3 separate regions of the Homo sapiens genome follow, and regions 1 and 3 are each linked to region 2. The links are chromatin contacts, found by Hi-C or POLR2A ChIA-PET in ENCODE. All regions are on one chromosome and are shown on one strand. Each heading gives the region's core, a stretch centred on a gene start or an enhancer-like site at or near the end of the contact. The rest is flanking DNA. Distances are from core to core; before and after follow the strand shown.

Region 1 (3,424 bases), core at 514-3,013, 790 kb after region 2:
AGATGGTCCCTGAATCAGGGTGGTTTCAGCATGCCCAGGAAGGTGCTGCTGCTTCACAGACAGGTAGCGACTTATACTTAAGAAATTGTTTACAGTGAACAGGATGGGTCCCTTCCCTCAAAGAGCACTCCATGCAGTTGTGGAAACAGACTCAGTGTGACGGGTACAATACTACAGGTGGCATAGGATATCATGGTGGGAATACTGCAAATCCTTATTGAAAACAGGCATATTATAAATACCTTGTAATGAATGCAATACCATAGCTGATACTCATTTCTTTTAGACTTACCTATGTTTTCAGATATATAAAAACTCTAGGAATTCCCAAGGTAATTGAAAACATATGTCCACACAAAAACTTGTACAATAATGTTCATAGCAGCGTTATTCACAATAGCTGAAAGGGGGAAGCAACTCAAGTGTTCTTTGATGGATGAATGGATAAACAAAATGTGGTATATCCATACAATGGAATATTATGCAGCCATAAAAAGGAATGAAGTACTATTATATGCTACAACATGGATGACTCTTGAAAACATGCAGTGAAAGAAGCCAGTCACAAAAAAACTACATTTTATGATTCCATTAATATGAAATGTTCAAATAGGCAAATCTATAGAGACAGAAAGTAGAGGAGTGGTTGTCAGGGAGAGAGGCATAGGGAGGAATTGGGAGTGACTGCTAATAGGTACAAGATTTCTTCCTGGGGTGATGAAAATGTTCTAGAATTAGCTAGTGGTGATGTTTGCACAACATAGTGAATATACTAAAAACCACTGAACTGTATACTTTAACAAATGATAGATTTTATGTTTACTTTAAAAAATGATAGATTTTATGTTATGTGAATGATATGTTGATTTTTAAAGTCTAGGAATTAATCAATTATACTGTGATGGAATATGATATTTTAAGTCAGAAATTTACTTGTGGCATCATCTTCACTGTTCATCTGTAGAATCAGGAGAAGTGATGTTTCCTAGGTTGCTGTGAAGATTAGATAAGATAATGCATATGACAGACTTAGCTGCAAGAATATGGGTTGGGAACCCTTTGTTGTTATAGATGCATTTCTAAAGCAACTTTTTTTATGTGTTGCTGTTTGTTGGAGCCCTCCAGGAGGATCTTGGCACTGAGAGAAATCCCTAAACTAGAGTCATGGCTGAAGAGTGCTGAACACTTCCTGCACTGCTGGCTGTATGGTGGTCAGATGCTCCTGACTATGACCCTGCAGTGAAGCCCGGATCTGGGCAAAACTGAGAAGTAGTTGACACTTGCATCTCTTTCCTGACTGTCTTTTCTGGCCTGGTAGTCTTTTGGGTTATAATTCAGCATCTCTTCCATCTGCATGTCTCAAGTGATTAGTATTTTCCAAAGTGAGCTCATCACATTAATCATATTAGGGTATGAGCAGCCCTTTTAAGCTGTATTTGTATCTTACAGGAAGACCAGAAAAGCTCAGAAGGAGGAAGAATCTTCAGGCACTGTGCAAAGGGAGGGCAGGGAGAGGGGGAAGTTATTCTGCAGCAGCAGTGCCTTCCTGGGCATCCTGAAACCACCCTGATTCAGGGCCCATCTGGCCTCCTCATCTCAAGGCCAGTCTTGCTTGGCCTGTGCTCACTGCTGCCACTGCAATGCCATCTGGAAGAGAAAATCAGGACAATGGCTTCAGTTTCTTGCTCTCTTAGGATTAGGCTAACATGGAGGCCCCAGCAGCCCCAGCAAAAGCAGCAGTGATGGTGGTGGCGGTAGGGGTGTCATTAGCAACACTAATGAATCACTGCTGGGCCCGGTTCTCTTCTCTGACTCAGCTTGAAACTTCTTTCAGTTAACAGGAAGCCAGTAACCAGTAAAGTCAAAAGCTTATATGCAACTCTCTGGATTGGAAACCACTGGGGTGTTTTTTAAGCTTCTATTTCTAAAATAAGAAGGGAAACCAATGGACAGAAGCTTCCCTGTCTTCTTTGATGCAGATAAACTATGTTGGTAGAGGGTGATTGTGAGCTGGGGCCCTTGTTTCTTATGAAACTAAAAAATTCTACATGAGTTTACAAAAACAGGAAGCTGGCAGTGAAAGCTATTGGAATTATGTAAATGAAACAGTCAGTTTGGAATGCAGGTGGGAGTGTGCCTGTGGGAAAGAATGGAGAATGCATCAGAACACGGGCAGCCAGGTTACCATGCGCTGCTTCAGCACAGGGGAAGATGCGGGGGGCAAGGAACCTTCACTGCCCTGGCGTCATCAGCCCAGTGCTGCAACAGTGCAGCAGAAAGGGCAGCGGGGAAAGGCGACAGGAAGAGGAATCAAGACACTTACATTGCTCTAGGAGAGATTCGCATTTTTTTGTGGATCTGAGGATGGGAGCTCTGGGAGCTCTGGAGCCTCTTCCTGTCCGCAGGCACTGCAAAGCTTTAGCACACCAGTAGCTCCCCAGAGGGCTGGGAACCCATGCCAGGACTGGCACCCGCTCCGGGAAGGGGTGCTGGGAGTGCCATGATTTAGATCAGTGATTCACAAACTTTTGGTAGTGAAGACACTCCGTTAAAGCTTATTGTTTTGGGGTTGTATCCTACTCCCCGCCTTTTAAAAATGTTAGTTAAAAATTTAAATTAAAATGGACTTTGTTTTAAAATTAAAAATTTCCTGTTGTTTGAAGCTTCTATGACAACTGGGTAGCCTTCTGAGGTATTGTAATACAGTATTAGGATTTGGACTCTCTGCTGTATACACTAAGCTCTTAAGGGTGAAGGGCAGGCCATTGGTTCTGATAAGAAGAGAGGTTGCCATAGGTATCTCTGCTTTCTTACTCTTCCCCACTCCAGGCCATGTGGACATCTGGAGATATTTGATAAAATGTCCTTTACCAGCCGAGACTCATGACTAATCAATCGTTGTTTTTGTTGGTTTGCTTCTAATCCCTCTCCCTTCCAGTCTATCTTTCATCCTGCCATCAATTTCCTAAAACAGATTTGATGTGCCACCTCCCTCCTCAACAGTTTTCAATGGGATTTCCTACTGCCTGCATAAAGTCTAATGCCTTAGAATGGGGCAAGGAAAGCCTTTCATGATTTAACCCTCTAATACCTTTCTAGTTTCAATTTTTTATAACTCTCTATTTCGGGTCATTTTTTGAACATCAAGAAACTGAAAAGCATAGCTCAACTGCCTTATACAATACACGCCGTTATTTGCTTCTGGGACAAAAGAAGTCTAGAGTCAGCTGACTGGGCACTGTGGCTCACACCTGTAATCCCAGCACTTTGGGAGGCTGAGGCAGGAGGATCGCTTGAGGCCAGGAGTTCAAGACCAGCCTGGGCAACATAGCGACATCCTATCTCTACCAAAAAAAAAAAAAGAAAAAAGAAAAGAAAAAGAAATCTAGTGTCAGAGTGGGGCTTTGGGTAAGGCTCAACAATT
Region 2 (3,313 bases), core at 362-2,861:
GCTGCACCCCAACCACCTCGGGCACATGTCCTCAGGACTTCCTGTGTCACAGGTGTGCATCTTCAACCATGGCAAAAGAAACTTTCTAAATTAAATGAGACCTGTTTCAGATTTTCTGGGTTCACAAGAGCTATCTTGGACATTGGAAGATGTTCAGCGGCATCCCTGGCTTCTACTTAGTAAAGGCCAGTAGCACCTCATCTCCTAGCTGTGACCATAAAAACTATCTCCAGACATTCCCAAATGTCTCCTGGGGTGGGTAGGGGACAAAACTGCCCCCAGTTGAGAACCACTGCTGTAGACCATGCACAGTTTTCCAGTGAAACCCAAATTCTTCCCTACTACTGTAGAGAAGAAGAGGAGGTAATTTCTGCCCATCTGCATTTCTTGGCACGCACCCATGTCTCTGTGTGTGAGATGAGAATCACACCCTAGCTCCACAACAGAGTGGTCACAGTAGCCAACACAGGCAGTATTCTAAATGCTCTCTCCCTATAGTAACCCAACTAATCCTGCCAGTTAAATATGAGTTTCAGGTAAACAATGAATCATATTTTCTTTTAGAATAAGTATGTATGCCCATGCAATATTTGGGCCCTACATATACTTTAAAAGTATCTGTTGTTTATCTGAAATTCAAATTAAACATTTGGGAGGGTTGTTGTTTTATTGGCCAAATCATTTTATTTTATTTTATTTTTGATATGGAGTTTCGCTTTGTCACCCAGGCTGGAGCGCAGTGGCGCGATCTCGTCTCACTGCAACTTCTCCCTCCTGGGTTCAAGCGTTTCTCCTGTCTCAGCCTCCCGAGTAACTGAGATCACAGGTGCCTGCCACGACGTATTTTTAGTAGAGACGGAATTTCACCATGTTGACCAGGCTGGTCTCGAACTCCTGACCCCAGGTGATCCGCCTGCCTCCGGCCTCCCAAAGTGTTGGGATTACAGGTGTGAACTACCGCACCCAGCCTTATTGGCCAAATCTGACAACCCTATCTATAATCAAATAAACAGCTGAGCAGTAGTAATTGCAGCATTGTGATTGCAATAGGCCTCCGGTGGCTTAGAGTCCCTGTTCTGCCTGTGACTGTTGTGCCACATTGGGGACGTCATTTAGCGTCTCCGAGGCTCAGTTTTCTCATCTGTAAAATGGGGACAATATCAGCGCCTTCTTCAGAGTCGCTGGGAGGATTAAATGAGATGATGTATGCAGAGCCGTTAAGACGCTGTTTGGCACAAAGTTCAGGGCAGCTGGTTTAGTTTCCTCGACTTCACTACCTGACCCTCTGCTAACTCCCCGGGTGTTTTCCGGACGGCCACAACTATCCTAGCCTTCTTCCCTATGGGCTGCAAAGGTGGCCTCGGGTTCCGGTGGGAGCCCCAACTCTGGACCGCGATTCGCGAGCCTCCCCGGCGCCGGGCCGCGCCATCCCGGGAGCTGTCCGCAGATGGCAGCACCGGCCCCGGGTCGCGGCGTTCCCGGCGCTCGGCAGGCCGCAGGATGGCCTGGTCCCGGGCCGGGAGCCCAGCAGGCCGGGAGCGGCTGAGGCCACACCCCGCGGGCCGGGCCGCTTCCCTCCGGTGAATCATCGCTCGCAGCGGCGGCGCCCGCAGTGGCCGCAGCAGCGCGCCGGGCCCTGGCCGCGCCCCAGCCGAGCGCAGCGCGGAGTCGCCCCGACCTTTCTCTGCGCAGTACGGCCGCCGGGACCGCAGCATGGCGGGCATCGCGGCCAAGCTGGCGAAGGACCGGGAGGCGGCCGAGGGGCTGGGCTCCCACGACAGGGCCATCAAGTACCTCAACCAGGACTACGAGGCGCTGCGGAACGAGTGCCTGGAGGCCGGGACGCTCTTCCAGGACCCGTCCTTCCCGGCCATCCCCTCGGCCCTGGGCTTCAAGGAGTTGGGGCCCTACTCCAGCAAAACCCGGGGCATCGAGTGGAAGCGCCCCACGGTAGGAAGCGCGCGGCAGGACGCGGGCAGGGCGGGGTGCCGGGCAGGGCGGGGTGCAGGCCGGCCCGCGGCGCGCTGGGGCGGGGGGCAGCCCGGGTGCTGCAGTGGGGAAGCCGCAAGCCAGGACCTCGCAGTCCTGCGACACCTCCGCGCCGCCAGAGCCCGGGACTCTGTTCGAGCGTGGGGGGACTCCCGGGGCCTTCCCTCTCTTCCACCCACCACGCTTTCCTGGGCGGGTCGAGGCGAATCACTGCCCTCAGATCCCACTAGCAGGCCACTTTAGGACTTCACAAAAACTCAGGGTGATGCAGGAGGCCGGGGTGAAACTTTGATTGGACTCTAGCGGGGAGCTGGAAGGGAAGGGGAATCGGGTCTGCAGGGAAGGGACGGTGAGAGGCAGCATCTACCAGACAAAGTCCGTCTCCAACTGGGGTTCTGTCTGTTCATGGAGGGGGACAGGCCATAGCCTGGTCATTTTGTGACTAAGGATAGTCTCCTGCAGCCCTGGGGTTAGATTTATTTTTCCAAAGGGGAGCCAGCGATACCTCCTCATAACATTGACACTGGTAATTAACCCAGGACACGGAGGTGTCTCATGGTTTCCCTGGCGGGAATCACCCGGGAAACCTCCGGGAGCCCTCCAGACCCCCTTATCCCGTCCCCCAGGGTCTCTGACCTCCCGGCCCTGGGACAACTTGTGCTCCCCAATCTACTTGTCCATTCTGTTTCTTGGGGAACCCCTGAGGCTCCTCCTCCTTTGGGACACTTCCCCAGGCTTCCCCTACCACGCCTAGGAAAGCCTGCCCTGAAGTCCAACTTCTAGATTCCTGTTGTGAGAACAAGGCTTCCAGCTCTGCTTCCACACCCAGCAGCCTCCCAGGTCACCTTCTGTTACCCTAAATCCAGCCCATAGGTAGCAAGGGCTGCAGGAAGCGCCCTAGCCCAGACTCAGAGCACTTGGGTTCTTCTTCTTGCTAACCTGCTGGTGACCTTGAACGAGCCATTTAACCTCTCTGTGCCTCCATGTCTTCATCTAAAAGAAAACATGCTGCCTAAATATTTTCTCTCTTTTGTGGCCCACTAGGCCCTGCCGTCATGGCCTCCTTTCAGTCTCTCAAAGAGCCGGTTCTTTCCTGCATGAGGCCTTCTCACCAGCAAGGCACGCTGTTACCTGGAGTGTGGCTCACTCTCATTCTTCCCAACTTAGTCACATGTTCCCTTCCTAAAGAGGTCTTTTCTGACCCTTCTTAGCAGCCACCTCCCCACCTTGTTTTTCTCTGTCACCCCACTCATTTCCTTCATAGCATTGTCACAGTTTAGAATATAATCACATGTATTTGTTCTTCCTACTGAACTGCAGGAAT
Region 3 (3,017 bases), core at 490-2,989, 670 kb after region 2:
TGGAGAGTTGTAGAGGACCTTAGAGATCATTTTGTCTAACTCCCTCATCCCAAAGATAAACTGAGGCCTAGAGATCGTTCAGGGTGTTGTAACTGGGAACATCTGAATGCTGAGGCCTAGAGATCGTTCAGGGTGTTGTAACTGGGAACATCTGAATGCTGAGGCCTAGAGATCGTTCAGGGTGTTGTAACTGGGAACATCTGAATGCTGAGGCCTAGAGATCGTTCAGGGTGTTGTAACTGGGAACATCTGAATGCTGAGGCCTAGAGATCGTTCAGGGTGTTGTAACTGGGAACATCTGAATGCTGAGGCCTAGAGATCGTTCAGGGTGTTGTAACTGGGAACATCTGAATGCTGAGGCCTAGAGATCGTTCAGGGTGTTGTAACTGGGAACATCTGAATGCTGAGGCCTAGAGATCGTTCAGGGTGTTGTAACTGGGAACATCTGAATGCTGAGGCTTAGTCCAGTGTTCTCTCTCCCTTACCACTCCTCTTCCCCTTCCCTCTATAATGGCAGTACCCAGGGCCCGGTCCATAGACTACTATCGAGTGCTCCTATGTGCATCTTAGTACGTATCATTTTCCCTTGCCTTTTTCCTTCTATCCTTTCAGTGGTAGCAACTGCCCTTGCTAATCACCGTAACCTCGGCTGAGAAAGAAGAGGAAGCGAAATCCAAGATGCAGCTCAGTTCATCAAAGCCTAGCAGGTCCCCTCAGCTGCCTTTTCATGCCTGCCACAGACTACAGTAGGACAAAACCTGACCTGGTCTTTGAAGTTAAGAGCTAAGAAAGCTTCCTATAGTAGTATCTCCCATGGCACTTACCACATTCTATCTGGTATTACAGTTATTTGTATGCAATTAATCACTCTTAGATTGTATGTTCCTGGAGGGCAGAATATGCCCATTCATATTTGTATCTTCTTCCTTCTGCTCTTGGCACCTAACACAGTGCCTTGCACACAAACAATAAATGATTGTTGAGTGAATAAGTAAACCTGATTGTGGTGTTCTATTGCTTTTTCAGCAAGAAGTCAAACTGATGGCCTTTAAGTCAGAGAAGCAGCAATGGAGCAACATAATCAAAGTTGACCATCTTTGTTTTCAAGACAGTCACATTATGAAATATTCTGACATGCTAGGCTAGGAAATGGCTATAACTGGTTCACTTGAGACTGGAGAAATCAGCTTTGCTAACAGGTAATACTTTGTCAAGTAGTGAGAAATATTATATACTAGGTATAATTAGTTGTCCCCAAAATCTAAATAAACTTGTTCTAATATATGGAAAAGGGCAGCAAGATAGAGAAGGTAAGTTTGAAATTCTACAATATCTGGATCTTTGTCACCTGAGTTTATGTACTTTAAACCAAATATACTATTTTACTATGTAGTATAGCAAAGATTGAAATATTCTTGGTAAATGAAGCCTTTTGGATCTAAGCCATATTTTTCAGGAATTTTTGAAAAGGTAACTTTTTTTTGCTTCAGTTAAATACAGTCTAATGACTGAAGGTCATTCAAAGCTTTCGGGTTATCATTCTTCACTACAGTAATCACAATAATGGTCTGGACATGCTGAAGGGACTGTTCACTGAGCTAACTTGGTTCTGAGCTCAGGTGCTCTTTAATAAGTTCTTGGGTAAAGGCTGCTTTTATTTTTAATTGCTTCCCTCTGAAGCTGGGTGGAGAAGAGTGAGTGGGTGGGTGGTCGGAATCAGCAGGCTGAGAGAGAACTCAGTGGTTTGCCTGTGGCTTCCTCTGCTGTATATTTGGTTTGCTACATCCGTTATGGAGCAATCTTGGTTTCATCTATATCAGTTCCCATTAAACGTTAGCACCTAGTTAGAATGTGAGTTAGTTGAACATACACTTTAATTCCTGTTTTCTAGATCTTATTTCACAGGTTGGATGCAAACTGGGTGAGAATTGAACCTCTCGTGTTGCTTAATTAAAAGTAACACATTTGACTGCCACTGGTATCTATCAGAAAGAGACCTGTGGAGCAGGTTGAATCCTCTGGGGTAGCTTTATATAAATTTGCCAACTTTCTGGGACAGAGTAATAGGATTTACCCGTGTTAGTTGGTAATTTTCTATTTTACCAGGTACAATAATCAACTTACGGTCATACTTGCTGATTCAAACAGCAGAGAAAAAAAATAAACTTACAGTCATTCTTCTTTTATCCATTACCTACCACCTTCTTTGCCCTCCACTGCCCTCCATTTTGAAGCAAATCCCAGACCTTGTTACATCTGTCATATTTTAGTATGTTTCTCTGTAAGATAAGGGTTCTTAAAACACATGCGACTAGAGGAGCAGTGTCACACAAACTGGCAATTCCTTAGAATTAAGTATCTAGGCCAGGCACAGTGGCTCATGCCTGTAATCCCAGCACTTTGGAAAGACAAGGTGGGAGGATCACTTGAGGCCAGGAGGTCGAGACACCCCTAGGCAAAATAGTGAGACCCCATCTCTTAAAAAAAAATTAGCCGATATAGGCACCTATATAGTCCTAGCTACTTGGGAGGCTGACGTGGAGGGATGGCTTGAGCCCAGGAGTTCAAGGTTACAGAGAGCTATGATCACATCTCTGTACTCTAGCCTGGGTAACAGAGCAAGACCCTGTCTCTTGAAAAAAGATTAAAATTTGTTGTGGAGGTTTCCCTCTACAAAACTTGAGTCTGTTTTACAATTAGAGCAATCAGGCCGGGTGCGGTGGCTCATGCCTGTAATCCCAGCACTTTAGGAGGCCAAGGCAGGCAGATCACTTGAGGGCAGGGGTTCAAGACCACCCTGGCCAACATGGTGAAACTTCATCTCTACTAAAAATACAAAAATGGGGCACGGTGGCTCACGCCTGTAATCCCAGCACTTTGGGAGGCCGAGGCGGGTGGATCACAGGGTTAGGAATTCCAGACCAGCCTGACCAACATGGTGAAACCCCGTCTCTACTAAAAATACAAAAATTAGCCAGGCGTTATGGCGGGTGCCTGTAATCCCAGCTACTTGGGAG

The links. A loop is a pair of places that touch in the nucleus more often than their neighbours do. ChIA-PET counts read pairs that join two places held with the same protein, here RNA polymerase II (POLR2A). Pooled maps may share reads with other maps.
Region 1: a loop to region 2 is called in a map with no recorded cell type, with 5 times the contacts of the local background. The contact joins the enhancer-like site here to the promoter of CAPN2 in region 2. A Hi-C loop is called at or near these places in 1 of 168 maps with a recorded cell type or tissue (mammary epithelial cell), 3 of 37 single-sample maps with no recorded cell type and 9 of 50 pooled maps. POLR2A ChIA-PET finds 5 or more read pairs at or near these places in 2 of 52 experiments (AG04450 and OCI-LY7).
Region 3: a loop to region 2 is called in a pooled map, with 2.8 times the contacts of the local background. The contact joins the enhancer-like site here to the promoter of CAPN2 in region 2. A Hi-C loop is called at or near these places in 7 of 50 pooled maps. POLR2A ChIA-PET finds 5 or more read pairs at or near these places in 2 of 52 experiments (A549 and HEK293).

What each region holds. Positions count from the first base shown.
Region 1 is chr1:224,496,553-224,499,976 of GRCh38, forward strand. It overlaps a transcript of CNIH3 not described here. Among named protein-coding and RNA genes, the nearest start is that of WDR26, 63 kb to the left of the region's middle. RefSeq lists enhancers at 1,253-1,782, 1,508-1,707, 1,783-2,314. Within about 2 kb of position 1,764, at least 30 of the 41 ENCODE cell types and tissues checked have a DNase peak (open chromatin) inside an H3K27ac peak, as active enhancers do; they include mammary epithelial cell, where a contact is called at or near this core.
Region 2 is chr1:223,710,928-223,714,240 of GRCh38, forward strand. It overlaps CAPN2 (calpain 2), which reads left to right and starts at 1,612. Exons shown (of 21, transcript NM_001748.5): 1 at 1,612-1,950. The coding sequence starts at 1,714. RefSeq lists enhancers at 1,209-1,258, 1,298-2,249 and silencers at 1,359-1,748, 1,959-2,078.
Region 3 is chr1:224,378,457-224,381,473 of GRCh38, forward strand. CNIH4 (cornichon family member 4) reads left to right here. Exons shown (of 5, transcript NM_014184.4): 5 at 1-996. Among named protein-coding and RNA genes, the nearest start is that of MIR4742, 18 kb to the right of the region's middle. Within about 2 kb of position 1,740, at least 5 of the 41 ENCODE cell types and tissues checked have a DNase peak (open chromatin) inside an H3K27ac peak, as active enhancers do.